Linked DNA regions of Homo sapiens: region 1 is linked to region 2. Evidence: read pairs that join two places in POLR2A ChIA-PET (ENCODE). Cell type or tissue: CD4-positive, alpha-beta T cell. All regions are shown on one strand. Region 1 overlaps ERP44 (endoplasmic reticulum protein 44). Region 2 overlaps TEX10 (testis expressed 10).

The links. Peaks named below come from ENCODE experiments on the same cell type or tissue, not always from the same donor. Only the 100,000 strongest peaks of a DNase experiment are listed, where the experiment ranks them.
Region 1: POLR2A ChIA-PET joins it to region 2 with 5 read pairs; 2 of 35 experiments call an interaction of 5 or more read pairs at or near these places.

Annotation. Positions count from the first base shown.
Region 1 is chr9:100,091,952-100,096,951 of GRCh38, reverse strand. All of the region lies in intron 1 of ERP44 (endoplasmic reticulum protein 44), which reads left to right. Among named protein-coding and RNA genes, the nearest start is that of ERP44, 4.5 kb to the left of the region's middle. In CD4-positive, alpha-beta T cell, no CTCF peak of the experiment used is centred here; no DNase peak of the experiment used is centred here.
Region 2 is chr9:100,320,491-100,325,490 of GRCh38, reverse strand. It overlaps TEX10 (testis expressed 10), which reads left to right. Exons shown (of 15, transcript NM_017746.4): 10 at 3,720-3,808. Among named protein-coding and RNA genes, the nearest start is that of TEX10, 30 kb to the left of the region's middle. In CD4-positive, alpha-beta T cell, CTCF peaks have their summits at 499, 699 (motif pointing right) and 2,313 (motif pointing right); DNase peaks (open chromatin) are centred at 710 and 2,360.

The DNA of each region.
Region 1 (5,000 bases), 230 kb after region 2:
AGCAAATATTTATAAAACATCTATCCTGTCTAATCGCAACTTTGAGTTGCTTACTTAACTGGTAATTCTCTCCTACTGATGGAACCTACTTACTCAGTATTCTCGCTGTCTAATAATTTGTCCTCTTTGTTCCCCCGTGTACTTTTTTCCTACTCTTCCAACTTTCTCTCTCAGACCTCAAGTTTATTCCTTCTTACATACAGATAAAGAAAAGCCAAGTTCCCATTTAGCTGAGGTCATCATTTTTTCCTTAAATGGCCTCCTCTAAAAAGCTGTATATTCTCTTACTATGATAATTTTCTTCAGGCACTTTGTACCTCAACCCTAAAGAACTAGACCTGTTCAAATTTAGTGGTGTTCATATAAGATAACAGTTGAAACATAATCCCAAACTTCTGGAGGCAAGTAGCTATCTTTTCCCTGATCTCAAAGCATTTTGGAATATATCACTCTGCCACAAAGCCTTTCTGGATGGGTAACTAAACACAAAAGCTCAATGTGATAACTTTTTTTCCTGAGCTTTTATATGTATATATATCTTTTATATATATATTTATTTGCGTCTATATAGATTTTTATTTACATATATTTAGATAGATAGATTTAATTAGCCCTTTTCTGCTTATCTTCCTATCTAAGGTGGGTTTATTCAGGGTTTTCCGCTGGGAAAATGATCAGTAAGGGGGATAGAAATCTTGCCTGTTTTTCCTGCACTGGTTGTGTACAAGTTTTGAAAAGGCGAGATAAGAGAAATAAGACTAAATTGGAAAGAAGTTGTCTCATGCACCCTAGGTAACCTCTTCTGTAGTTCAGATTTGTAGCACTGCAGTCCATTTGTTTTATTGAAGATGTGTTCTCATTAATCTCTTGATAAGTATGTTTATAGATCATAATTGTTACTAGTCGTAATTGTCCCGCATGTGAACACTTAAGGGTTTTGCCATTGTTGTTCTCGGTTTGTTCAATATGTATAGGTAGTCAAGAAAAGTTTGCTTAGTTTAGGTAGCTATGTAAATTTGAGAGCTAAGTAAACATTTATTTAATCGTTACAAGTACCTTAAAAATAAGCACAGTAGAATTCAGAGATGTCAGTTTTATCCTTTAATGTTAATAATATATGTAGATTCCAGTCTTCAGGAAGAGTACTTTTGGAGGCATGCAGTTTGATTAATACCTAGGTGAGGTTTTATTTATTTTGTTGATTTAACTTACCCTAGATCAATAGTTTACAAAGCCTGGCTGCTCATTAGAATCATCTGTGGCAGTTTTAATAAAATGATATCGGGGCCCAATACCAGGTCAGTTATATCTGTGAGCCCCAGAAATTAGTTTTAAAAAAAAATTTCCCAGGTGACATACTAAAGTATGTCCCTCTAAAAGGTAAGAATTAAACAAAACCACAATACCATTATCACATCTGGAAAAATTGACAGAAATTCCTTCATATCATCAAATATCTGGTCAGTGTTTGGGTTTTCCTGATTGTTTCCCTTTTTTTAAAAAAAAATAAACAGCATTGTTCAAAGCAAGGGCTATATAAAGTCCATCTATTCCAATTGGTTCATATGTCACTTATAAAACTTTTTAAATCCCTAGGTTCTCTCTCCATCTCATCATTTTCCTTATAATTTGTTTAGGAAACTGATCCTCTGTCCTGTAGCATTTGCCACATTCTGGATATTGCTGATTGCATCCTTGTGGGGTTTTATGTTTCTCTGTTCCTTGTGTTTCCTGTACATTTGTAATTCAATTTATGTGGTCCTAACCACCAGCTGCATATATATTGTTAGGTTCATTTGTTTCATTTATCTTTCAATTTTTAGTTTTTAAAAATTTACCTTTTATTTTATAATTATATAAAATCTCTTCCAAAACTAAATCTGTAAAGCTAACTATATTTGGATAAGTCTAATTTGTTTGTCTCTTTTACTGTCTTATCTCCCTCTTAATAAAATAGCACTTTTTTTTTTTTTTTTTCTTGAGGCAGAGTCTAGCTCTGTCACCCAGGCTAGAGTGCAGAGGAGTGATCACAGCTCACTGCAGCCTCAACCTCTGAGGCTGAAGCAATCCTTTCACCTCAGCCTCCTGAATAGCTGGGACTCTGGGACTACAGGTGTGTGCTACCACACCTGGCTAATTTTTTTTAATTTTTGTAGAGACAAGGGTCTCACTATATTACCCAGGCTGGTCTTGAACTCCTGGCTCAACTGATCTGCCTGCCTTCCAAAGTGTTAGGATTATAGGAATGAGCCACTGTGGCAGACCTAGGAAAATTTTTTTTTAATTTTTTTTTTGAGTTGGAGTCTCACTGTGTTGCCCAGGCTGCAGTGCAGTGGCACCATCTTGACTCATTGCAACCTCTGTCTCCTGGGTTCAAGTGATTCTCCTGCCTCAGCCTCCCCATTAGCTGGGATTACAGGCGCTTGCCACTGTGCCTGGCTAATTTTTATATTTTTAGTAGAGATGGGGTTTCACCATGTTGGCCAGGCTGGTCTCAAACTCCTGACCTGAGGTGATCTGCCCGCCTTGGCCTCCCAAAGTGCTGGGATTACAGGCATGAGCCACCACGCCCGGCCTGGAATACTTTTTTAAAAACTTTTTCAATTTTATGTCCCTTTCTTCCTTTTTTTTTTTTAAAGGTACAAGCTATTTGTATTTATTTTGGCATATATTTGTTTCTCCCTCCACTTGGATTAAATTGTAGCTTATTAGTCACACTTTTCCCCCACCTTTTTTTTAACTTAAAATTTTATTCTAGAGATGCGGATAGAAATTTTGCCTATTTCTTTTTAACTGCTTATGCTTCACTGGATAGATACCAGTTCACTGTTGTTACCATTCTTTTGCTGTTACAGATAGCTCTGCAAACAATAGCTTGTGCTTACGTAATTTTGATAGTGTATCTTTGAGATAGATTTCTGTACTTGCAGTTGCTAGGGCAAAAGGTAAATGTATATGTAGCTTTGTAGGTATTGCTGTATATTTGAAATTACTCTCCGTATAGGGGTTGTGCCATTTTATGACCTCACCAACAATGTAATAGTTTCCCTGTAGCCTTGATTAAAAAGGTATAATGTCAAATTATTGGGTATTTGTCAGTCTGATGGGTGAGAAATGGTATCTCAATGTATTTTAATTTGCCTGTCTTTAATATGAGTGTGATCAAGCTTCTTAGGTGTAAAAGTCATTTGCATTTCTTTTTGTGTGAACTGTCTTCCTGTCTAGCCTGGTTTTCTGTAGAATTGTTGGTCTTCTATTTCTAGACTATATAGACACAGACACACACAGTTCTTTTTTTTTCCCCCCCCACAGACAGGGTCTTGCTGTGTAGCCCAGGCTGGAGTGCAGTGGCCTGATCTTGGCTCACTGTAGCCTCAACCTCCCAGGTCACGTGATGCTCCCACCTTAGCCTCCCAAGTAGCTGGGACTACAGGCACAAGCCACCACACCCAGCTAATTTTTGTATTTTTAGTAGAGATAGGCTTTTGCCATGTTGCCCAGGCTGGTCTCGAACTCCTGGGCTCAAGCGATCCACCCGCTTTGGCCTCCCAAAGTTCTGGTATTATAGGCCTGAGCCACTGTGCCCAGCCCACACAGAGTTCTTAACCCTTTATATCCTTAGTTGATTCTGTGATGATGCTCACAGGGTTGAGAAGCACTGGAATATACAGCCATATGTGAATTCAGTCATATGTCTGATAGGTTAAAATTTGTAAAAACCCTTGGAGATGTTTAATTGCTTACAGTTATTGAAAACTTTTTCTAAACTGTATACTGTGATTTTTAATAGCATTATAGAAGCTCAACCTTTAAATGCACTGTAGCTTACTTCATTATTTGTTAAGACATTTTGGTTACTGGTTATTTCAAGTTTTTCACAGTTATAAAAAATGTACAAAAGGTATGCATACAATGATGTTCTCTGCAAATGTTCAGATACATTCTCAGGTTACTTTTCTAGAATTATATTTTTTGGGTTATATGGTGTGTCTTATATTTAGAATTTCTGATATGTTGTACTAAATTGCCCTACTGAAAATTTGTACCAATGTGTATTCCTAACAGTGTGTGACTATGCCCACTTCCTCACACTCTCATCAGTAGTGAGTGTTTTTGTAATCTGTGCCAATTTACTAGACCAAAAATGGTATCACAATTTAAATTTACATTTCTTTGATTACAACCAAAGTTGAATTTTTTTCATATTTATTGATAATTTGTTTTCTTGTGTGCATGTTTGTATTATGGGTTCTTGTTATGTGTCTTCTTTTCAAAAAATGGCTTACTCTTCTTCCAGTAATTCAGAATGAATGTACTCACAAGATAGAGTTTATGAACAGTGGAAGGTATTATTCTTTTGCCTCTTCATTAGTCTCCATTCAAAAGGCAGTGTAATGCAAAAGTAGATGTCATGGCATCTATGTAAGTTCCGACTCTTCCATTTACTTAACCATCATAACCTTGGTTAAATTACTTGTTTTTCTTGTCTATAACGTAAGCACATGGATTTGATGATTCAATGATTCTTTGTGTAGTCTATCTTATTTTCAAGATAGACTACAAAAGGGTATTCCTTTAGCTCCTACTGATTATAGACTTATTATTTGATTGGGTAGTTCCTTTAAAAATCTGCTAGCTTGTCAGCATGTTGCACATGTGTATGGGGCATGCTTAGCATGCTTTTGTCACAGCTTATCTGATATTGACTCTTGCTGTACTCTATTTCTTCTAACCAAGAAGATTAAAAACAGTTTGAGTTTTTGCAACATTTATTGATTTTTAGCCTAACTTTGATTCCATAGAGAGGAACTCATCTATGGCCCAGGCTGCAGAAACTTAATCTGTATCTTTGTTATTATTTTTCTTTTCTGCCTATCATTTGAAAGTCTATTTGCAATCTACTATGGAGGAGAAAAAGATCATTGAGATGCATATCATGCCTTCAAGAAATTAGTAATTCAGATGAGGAGAGAAGATATATATATAAATAATTAGACTAC
Region 2 (5,000 bases):
GAGTGCAAGTGGCATGATCATAGCTCACTGCAGCTTTGAACTCTTGGGCTCAGGAGATCCTCCCTCCTTGGACTCCAAAGTAGCTAGCACTACATGCCATTTTCCATAGCGGCTGTGCCATTTTACTCTGAAACTCTGAAAGGTTTTATGTTGCTCATGTTGGAAGTATCCTCATGTATATATCTTCAGTCATAGTATTTTAGTATTCAGCAGTATTACTGGTTGTGGGTAGGGTCTGATGTGGTTTTAGGCAGAAATAGAAATCTAGGCTGTAGTTGAAAACTTTTCTTGTATAGATCCCCTATCTCAGGTAGGTAAGAGTAGCTTACTTTTAATAGACTTTCTTCATACCAGTATAGGACAGATATTTGACTCTGGTCACTGGAAGTGTGCTTCATAACTGACAATAAACTTGCCTTTTACCAAAACAGAGAAAAACATATAAATAAAATATTGTTTGTATTTAAAAATTTTAGGTTTATTTCTTCCTTGTATATGCACATTAGAGGGGCCTGGACATATTTTTTAAGAATTTTAAATATTGATTAGTTTCCCATGTTTTTTCTTTTTAGATATTAAAAAACTGCACTTTGTTTTGTGTAAGCAAAATGCTAGGCCTTTTAAAAGTTAAATTTTTAAAAAAAATTTTCCGTAACTTAAGAGCTTGTTTTTTATTTGACTTCCAGTAGAGGGCACTCTGTTCCTTAGATATAACTTACATTCAGTTCCGTTAAATCACCCCTTGAATGTTTCTTGAAATTGATTCTCCTTGGAAGATGCATTTAATGTCTTCATCAACATCTGTTCACTTATGTTTAATAACTTTTGTCAAGGATTATTTTAAAATCTTGGGGTTTTTTTGCTTTTATCTTTTTGTGGCGATGAGTGGCGAGAATTGGGAAAATATATTAATTTTACAAATACTGATAATACAGACTCATATTTAAATGATTGTCATTGTAGTTAAAAGTCTACCAAATTAAATTTTGCTTTTTAGTATTTGTACAGAGTCCATTAGTAGACTTCTCTCTATGTAGGTATATTATTCCCATCTAAAGTAGTCCCTTTTTAAAAAGAATACAAAATTAGGACTTTTCAGCCTTCTTGAGCCCATAGCACCATCATTTTATCACTTTTCATAGGGTCATAATAAGACTAGCCAGGCGCAGTGGCTCATACCTGTAAATCCCAGCACTATGAGAGGCTGAGGCAGGCAGATCACTTGAGGTCAGGAGTTTGAGACCAGCCTGGCCAACGTGGTGAAACCCCATCTCTATTAAAAATACAAAAATTAGCTGGGCATGGCGGCTCATGCATGTAACCCCAGCTACTCAGGAGGCTGAGGCAGGAGAATTGCTTGAACCCAGGAGGCGGAGGTTGTAGTGAGCTGAGATCATGCCGCTGCACTCTACCCTGGGTGACAGAAGGAGACTCCATCTTTAAAAAAAAAGACTGACGGTTAGTTCATTCAGACATATGTTGGGTTACTTCATATCTTTAGTTTTTTATTCAAAATAGCTCCTCTTCTTGACCATGACTATAAAATAGTCAACTTTTAAATTATTTCCCACTTATACTCTTACAATGTTGCTTCTCAGTCCTATGCATCCTGTATACTGTTGCCAGATTGATTTTTCTGCAATACTCCTTTACTCATTTCTGATTTTTATCTTGTCACACTAATTGGTCTGTGAGATCAAGTTTAGCTCAATTTTTGTAGTTCTGATACCTTGCTGTCTCTATTAAAGCATTTGTCTAATGGCAGGACATGTACCACCTAAGCAAGGATTCCATGTGTTAAAAACCCATCAGCTAGAAATCATTCATGTTTATTTTCTCTCAGCTTTTAAAAAATGTGTTTAGAATTGCTCTCTCTACCTTTTTACCAACCAGTTATAGTTTTTTTACAATCTGATGTTTTCCTCATACCATTCTACTTGTGGTGTTTCATAATAATATCCAGTGGCCTTTTCTCAGTTCTTACCCCTCTACCCCAGTTTATTTATAGCCAGATTGGGGAAACAGAAAGCATAAATACGGAAAGATGCTCCGTGGTGTTAGGTAAAATCTCTGAGGAAGGAGAAATTGGCTTGCACCAAGAAGTTTGGCTTGGGTTTTAAATAGGGTGAACATATGACCTGGTCTGCCAGGAACAGTTCCATTTTACTCCTTTTGGCCCAGCATAATCAGCGCCAGCCACCCCCTTTTACTCACAGAAGTGTTCAGGCTTGGAAAGTATATATGGTTTTCATAGTTTTAAAGACAGTATGATATATTGCTTGTCATTTATCACTTTTCACAGGGTCAGAATTTTAAATAGGCTGTTAAATAAATTTGCTGCCCCTTTTGGCCACTGGATGGCACAATTGCTTCCTGTTTTCATTGAGGTCAAGAAGATAATAGTTTGTTTTTCAACCACTATTTTGTACTTCTTTGTGTTGAGCATCTGTGCTTTTTATAACCCCCTTAGCATGTGCTATTGTCCCCATAGACCTTTGCTTATCACCTGGGAATGACACTCAAGAAGAGTGTTTTCATTATTTTATGCCTGTCCCCTCCTTAAGAATATTAATAAGGCTGGGTGCAGTGGCTCACAACTGTAATCCCAGAACTCTGGGAGACCGAGGCAGGTGGATCACCTGAGGTCAAGGGTTTGAGACCAGCCTGGTCAACATGGTGAAACCCCATCTCTACTAAAAATACAAAAATTAGCTGGGTGTGTTGGTGCACGTCTATAATCCCAGCTACTCAGGAGGCTGAAGCAGGAGAGTCGTTTGAACCCAGGAGGTGGAGGTTGCAGTGAGCTGAGATCATGCCATTGCACTCCAGCCTGGGCAACAAGAGAAACTCCATCCCCCCAAAAAATATATATATAAATAAATATAAATGCAATTATTATAACAGTAAAAAAATTACTAAGTACTTATAGGTGAATTAGAAGTTCCTAATTTTGTTTGATATTTATTCAGTTGTCTGTGATAAAAATTTTTAGTATAAGTTTGTCTGATTATTCTCAGCCTTTTTGCAATACCCATGACTGACATCTGTTTTCTTCCTAGCCTTACCTTGAAGGGAATTTTTAAAGGAGACACTAGAAACTGATCTCATAGGAGGAACCAAATAATCCTCATTTAATGGGAAGCTGCTTTACATTTAGCTATTCCTTTTGAGTCCTCTGCCAATACCTTAGCTGCACTATTGTGAAATAGACCTAGTTACAACTTTACTAAGAATAAGAACACATAGTTGCCTTATAGTGGCTTTAAAGATAAGTTTTCTTTGCCTAATTAAGATACTTTTGCTTAGTTATGTAGGAAGCTGAAGCTTGTTTAAACATAACTCATTTGCTGAGGGTAAGACTATAAAAATCAAATAGTAAATACATAGCAGCTGAACCTACTACTGAAAAGCAAAACTTCATCTTGGCTCCTTAGAGTCTGATTTTCAGATGGGATGGAAATTTTCTGTTGTACTATATATGTTGATCAAGTATGCTTTTTAATGAAAGTTTGTATTAATATGTTTGAATTTCAAACTTTCATACTAGGGTACTTGAGCCCTTGGATATGAAATTAATACAAGGCATACTATGGGTTTTATTTTAAGCTACTAAATCAAACTTGTTTTCAGTAAAGAACAATGGTTATATACTGTGCTACCTTTGACAAGTCTGTCAAGTTGGTCACTTCTGGTAATAGTTCTCCCTTTGTTTTTTATAGATCATCATTTTCTGGGTGGAAGTATTCAGCTAAAGACTGGTTGATGAGTGATGTAGACTATTTCAGCTTCTTATTTTCCACACTTACAGGTAACCACATTCACTTGCCAGATTAAAAAAGAAAAAACCTAATATGAATCACAATTCTCCTTCTAAGATTTGCCATTTTATCAGTTTGGTTCAGTTTTGAAGATGATAAATATTCTATCTTGGAGTGATTTTTGTGATTAGTAACTGGAAATCGAAAGAATATTTCTAACCTACATACACTGTTAGGCTTCTGAGGCAGGAGGATGGATGATTTGTCTTTAAATCTCTTATAGTATGAGTATCAAAACCCTGAGCATTATTTGAATGTCATGTTATTGTATTTTTAAGTTTGATGTACTACTACTATTATTTTAAATGTATTATTTGAATATTTTCATTGTATACTTGGATAATGATAGGATTCTTTGAAATTTTCTGAAGACTTGAAATTAGGAGAGTTAATATAGTGTCAGGATCCAAAAAGAACTTGACAGATCCAATACTATGCTGAATCTAGCAAGATAAATACTTCAGAAGATAAATGTAAGCTCCTATATGTTTACTGTATATTTATGAATGTATACATTTGAGGTGGGAGAGGCTGTGTGTTTTAATAGTAGTTGTCAGAAAGTTTTTAGTGATTTTAGAAAGCTCATTGGGAGTCAGTACTATGACATGGCTATCAAACTAGATGATGCCTCTTTAGGTAGTGCTTACAGAAGTATAGTGATTTGAACATCAAGGTAGATAGGGTTGGGCCACATCAGTGGTATTCTGATCATTTTGAGAACTACCTTTCAGGAGTGACTTTGGCAGCTTGTTTGTGTAGGTTAGGCCAAGTGTAAATAGAGGTGGTAAGGGGAACTAGAAATTGTTGAATGAACTATACATGTATTGTCAAAGTAAAAACACCTAGGGGGATGGAGTAGTTTTGAAACATTTGAAGGTCTATTATCTAAGAACCTAAAGCATTTGATATATATGTAGGAGTATATTACTGCTTTTACTTGCTCATTTGCTTTTTTAAACCTACCATTAATTGGAAAGATTATGCCTTTCACTCTAAGTAAAATTGTCAAAACCCTAGTAGAAGTGGTAAAACCTGTTTCTTGCTATATTATAGATTGGGTCTGATCACATCTTTTATATAATTATATGAATTTAACTGTCTTCATTGCTAGCATTTTATTTTTTAAAATATAGCATGAAATGCAGAAGCTCAGAGAAAACAAGGTAGCTTAAAGAATGTTCA